Regions from separate parts of the Homo sapiens genome. Here region 2 is linked to region 1. A link is a loop called in an ENCODE intact Hi-C map of the cell type or tissue named here. Cell type or tissue: endothelial cell of umbilical vein. All regions are shown on one strand. Region 1 overlaps NF2 (NF2, moesin-ezrin-radixin like (MERLIN) tumor suppressor). Region 2 overlaps ASCC2 (activating signal cointegrator 1 complex subunit 2).

Region 1 (2,500 bases):
CCTTCTTGCCAAAGCCCAGCCCAGCCATGACCATGAGTTATGGCAGATTGGGAATCGTTACCTTGATCTTCTCAACCCTTGGGTGTTTACCTTTTCCAAGTTAATGCCTGTTCTTTAATGTTACATTATCTTGTAGCAAGGTAGTCATTTATAATTTATATACTAGAGCTGCCTTAAAATAGAGACAAGAGGATAATCAGCATCCTGAAACTTCTAGTTTTCCAAAATAACATTTCTTCAGTGAAGTCTGCCTGTAGGAATTAAAACTTTTGGTGAATTAAAAAGCTTTTTGTCCTATTGTCAGACTGGGAAATGGATGTGCCCATTACTCAGCCTTAAAAACGAGGAAGGAGATCATCTGTTAAAAATAAAACTCATCATTTTCTTTTATTCTTCTCAAAATAATCCCTAAAGACCTCAATCTTTATAGTGTTCCAGTGGCCCCACTATAGTCAGAGAGGAGACAGGGCAGAAGTTGAAGGACAGATAGGAGAAACGGCCCTGCTAAAAGATAAAAGCCAGTATGCATCTCAGCTACTTGTCTGCTGTGGTCCTGATATTCTTCCATCTAGGTTGCTGCTTTGCTTGACTTTGACTGCAAACACAGAGAAGGGATGGGCTTTCCTGTTGAGTACCTTGTAGAGAACCCACTGTTCATTCATATGTGTTAAAAATGAAAAGCCTACTTGAAAACTCCCCTGTAGAATCAGGTTTTAGCAAAAACCAATCAGGTATCAGAGGTCTAACTTATTTTTCCCTTCTTGGTTTTATAGCAAGTCTCTAAACCCTAAGATTTTTTGTTTGTTTGTTTGAGATGGAGTCTTGCTTTGTCGCCAGGCTGGAGTGCAGTGGCATGATCTCGGCTCACTGCAACCTCCGCCTCCCGGTTTCGAGTGATTCCCCTGCCTCAGCCTCCCGAGTAGCTGGGACTACAGGCATGCGCTACCACACCTGGCTAATTTTTTAGTATTTTACTAGAGACAGGGTTTCACCATGTTGGCCAGGATGGTCTCGATCTCCTGACCTCATGATTCGCCTGCCTCAGCCTCCCAAAGTGCTGGGATTACAGGTGTGAACCACCACGCCCGGCTGCCTAAGAATTTTTTTCATTCCTTTTCATTATATACATCTTCAGTGTGCCAAGACTTTGAGTGGAGATTTCTAATGAGGGCAGGAAGGGACGGATGCTTCTGCAATTGAGTGGTCTCATTTTTCCCATGTCTGTCGAAAGATTACTCTTTCATGACCACCATTTCTATGATGCATCTCATATGATCCTAATGCACTCGAGTTTGTATTTGAATGTCCATCTGATATTTAGGGGTGGTTGGGGCAAGGAGGGGGCAAGCAGCAACTAAGGGGTTGTATGGGAACATCCTGGTGGTTTAACTTGAAAGCCACTAGGTGGCAACATTTACTAAGTTGCCAGCCATTCTCTTCCCTTAAGACATTGAACTTGCTTTTCCACATAGCAGATGGAATAGCTGAGAAAAGAGATTGCCATTGCTTCAGGTTCTTTTGAAAGTGAGGCTATAGGATAAACACACTACAGTATATTGATATCTATTCGTCACCTGGGTTTAGATACCAGGAGTTTGAATTTGCTCTGGGTGACTGGGTGAGTAGCTTCCCCTTTGGCCTCAGTTAGGCATCCTTGACAGGACAGACCTGTGATTGGACTGTCTGGTCTCTCATGGTTCTTTTTCTCCATGATTTATGACTTTGATTATGATTTCTTTATATTAAAAAAAAACTTGTAGTAAAACCAGTCTTATTTAAAGGAATACTAGCCTTTTATCAAAGGGCAAAGTAATGATTTAAAAAAAAAATCAACAACAAAATTTCAAGGGAATGAATGTCCCTAGAAGCTAGCCATCTCCCCGAGTTAACTTAAGAGGCTAGACTCTCCTAAATGAGGATGCTTATTTACCAGCTTTCCTAAATTAGCAGCTTTGGAGATGTTAAAATCCGTAAGGAACTGTCCAAGGGATGTATTGTGTATGCTTTGCAGTGATTAAGCCATTAAGCTCTAATTGGTATTTTCCCACTCATGGGTTTGTAAAGGAAGCTTTAAAATTATTTAGGAATTCAGTCCTCATCAGCTGTCTTAGTGTCATCCCCACGTTTTGGAACCTGAGAGTGGAGAGTGCAGAGAAAAGGTTTTATTAATGATTTTTGCTCACAGTGTCCTTCCCCATTGGTTTGTTATTGCAGATGAAGTGGAAAGGGAAGGACCTCTTTGATTTGGTGTGCCGGACTCTGGGGCTCCGAGAAACCTGGTTCTTTGGACTGCAGTACACAATCAAGGACACAGTGGCCTGGCTCAAAATGGACAAGAAGGTTGGGCTAGAACTCGATGAAACTGGTGGGGCTGACGTGAGCTTTCCAGTTTTTCCCTGAGCAGGCGCCTAGCTCATCACTGGGGCGCTGTAGCTGTATAGTAGAGAAGGGGGCACATTCCTGAATTAAGTCATGCAGAAAGCAGGACGTAGAGATGCTA
Region 2 (2,500 bases), 170 kb after region 1:
GGATACAAGACTGATGAGGCCTGCTGCAGCAAGCTGATGTCTTCGGCCACGGGGAAGAGTGCATCATAGTCCCGGAGGAACCTGCAGGCAGATGAGAGCAGATGGGATGGACAGAGCTGGGGCCACAGGAATGCTGTGCTGCTGCAGGCCACTCCCTGTGTTTGCAGCCCGACCTTATTAGAGCTGTGGTGGGCCTATAGCGGGGGTCTATCATGTAAGGCCTCTTGGGGACCTGTGGGAGGGTCATGGGCCCAGGCCAGCTCAGCCACACTCACCTCTTCTCCTGCAGCAAGGAGCTGAAGATCTGAAGGAACTCTTCGATGAAGCCCTGAATGTTGTCACAGCTAGAACAAGACACCAGGGAAGATGAGCTCATGCAATGCAAGATGAGCTGCAGCTCCTTTACACACCCGCTGCCCCTCTTTAAGGCTGGGGCCCAGTGGAGGAATGAGGCATTTTTCTTGGTTTCTCATCTCTGTTCAGCCAACCCCAGTGCAGTGGAGGAAGCCAAGATGAAATAATGGAAACGCTCCTGAAGGGCTTGGGGAGGAGACTCTTCCACCAGGAGGCAATTCGTGAGGGCTTACCTGCTTTCTAGGATGGGAAGGAGGCAGATCTGGTTCAGGATGATGTGGAAAATCTCCATTAGCTTCTTCCTGGAATGGGAGAGCCTCTGCCACAGGTCACCAAGAAGCCTAGGCCAGAGAGAAAAAAGACACAGGTTTAGGAGACAAAAAGGCCCTGAGGGGCCAGGTGCAGTGGTTTACACCTGAAACCCTAGCATCTTGGGAATCTGAGGTGGGAGGATCACTTGAGCCCCAGGAGTTTGAGACCAGCCTGAGCAACTAAGTGAAATCCTGTCTCTACAAAAAATACAAAAAATTAGTCAAGTGTGGTGATGCAGGCCTGTAGTTCCAGCTCCTGGGGAGGCTAAGGCAGGGGGATCGCATTCGCCTGGGAGGTCAAGGCTGCAGTGAGCCATGATGGTGCCATTCCAGCCTGGGTGACAGAGCAAGACCCTGTCTCAAAAAAAAAAAAAAAAAAAAAAAAAGGGAAAAGAAAAAGAAAAAGAAAAAAAGGCACAAAGGGAGCTTCTCCCCAGCAGTTGCAGGTGCCTCCCTGGAGCAGAGAAGGCCTCACAATTCACTGCTGAGAGCAGCTGGCAAAAGCCATAGGCCCAGAGAAGATAGCTGCTTCCAGGGCTGCTTCTCAGTTCAAACGGTGGGTCAGGAACCAGCAGGCTGAGTACCAAGAGCATGGAGTAACAGCTGAGGGAAGGGCTTCAATGCAGGGCCCAGCCATCATGGTATTTTGGGGGATTGGGTTAATAGACATAATTGCCTTAGTACAAGCAGGACTTTGGGTCAAGTCTCCTTCACGGTGTTTAGTAACACTTAACTCTAGTTGTTGCAGTCTTTCTTATTAGGTCTTCATACAAGTCTACAGAGAACATATATTTTTTTTAATATGCTAAGAGTTTAAAAAAAAATGCAGTTCAAGACCAGCCTGGCCAACACGTCAAAACCCCATCTCTACAAAAAATACAAAAATTAGCCAGGTGTGGTGGCACACGCCTATAATCCCAGCTACTCGGGAGACTGAAGTGGGAGGATTGATTGATGTCAGGAGGTCAAGGCTGCAGTGAGCTGTGACTGCACCACTACACTCCAGCCTGGGTGACAGAGCAAGACCCTGTCTCAAACAACAACAACAACAACAAAAAAAAAAACAAATGCAGAGGTCAGGAAGTGGCTAGATAGGGATGCAGAAGCTCAAAGCTGCACAGTCCCTGGTCCCACCCACTTGTCTTAGAGATAGGGATGCTAATGCCCAGGGAAGGCAGGGCCCTGCTCGGGCCTCTCTGTCCCACAACAACATTCTTAATTTTGTCCCCGCCTCACTTGCTATCTTCAAGCCTCCTCTTCTTAATTGCAGACTCCATTTCGGGAATTGCTGCTTCGTAGAAGGAAGCTAGTCTGTGCAGGCACACACAGGGAAAATGTTGGATTAGTTCATAAATACCACACTTCATAAGAACATCAAAGCAAACCCCAGGGAGTGGGAAGGCCCATTTCTTTTTCCACACAATTTTCTCCAGGGACCCCTTGGTTCTTCCCTGAGCTCACCCCAGACTGACCCACTAGGGCTGGTCCCAGGAACAGCTCATAAGAAGTGACCTATAGCCATGTCCCTCATTCAGATGGGCAACTGAGGCCCAGATAGGCTCATACTAACAGAGGAATCAGAAGGCCACTCGGAACCCACTGAAGTTTGAGAAGCAGATCCAAGATTACTTGCTTGTAATTTTCTTGCTCAAAAACTGTCAGTTAGCCAGGCACAGTGGCTCATGCCTGTAATCCCAGCACTTTGTGGGGCTGAGGCAGGAAGATTGCTTGAGCCAGGAGCTCAAGATCAGCCTGGGAAACAGGCTGGTGAAACTCCATCTCTACAAAAAATACAAAAATTAGCCAGGCATGGTGGTCCACACCTGTAGCCCCAG

The links. Hi-C counts contacts between places; a loop is a spot of excess contacts. Peaks named below come from ENCODE experiments on the same cell type or tissue, not always from the same donor. Only the 100,000 strongest peaks of a DNase experiment are listed, where the experiment ranks them.
Region 2: a loop joins it to region 1, with 5 times the contacts of the local background. A loop is called at or near these places in 1 of 110 quality-filtered maps.

What each region holds. Positions count from the first base shown.
Region 1 is chr22:29,634,537-29,637,036 of GRCh38, forward strand. It overlaps NF2 (NF2, moesin-ezrin-radixin like (MERLIN) tumor suppressor), which reads left to right. Exons shown (of 16, transcript NM_000268.4): 2 at 2,215-2,340. Among named protein-coding and RNA genes, the nearest start is that of NF2, 32 kb to the left of the region's middle. In endothelial cell of umbilical vein, a CTCF peak has its summit at 1,386 (motif pointing right); a DNase peak (open chromatin) is centred at 1,425; H3K27ac peaks cover 1,125 bases.
Region 2 is chr22:29,806,210-29,808,709 of GRCh38, forward strand. ASCC2 (activating signal cointegrator 1 complex subunit 2) reads right to left here. Exons shown (of 20, transcript NM_032204.5): 9 at 1,902-1,976; 10 at 588-695; 11 at 276-344; 12 at 7-81. Among named protein-coding and RNA genes, the nearest start is that of ASCC2, 31 kb to the right of the region's middle. In endothelial cell of umbilical vein, no CTCF peak of the experiment used is centred here; no DNase peak of the experiment used is centred here.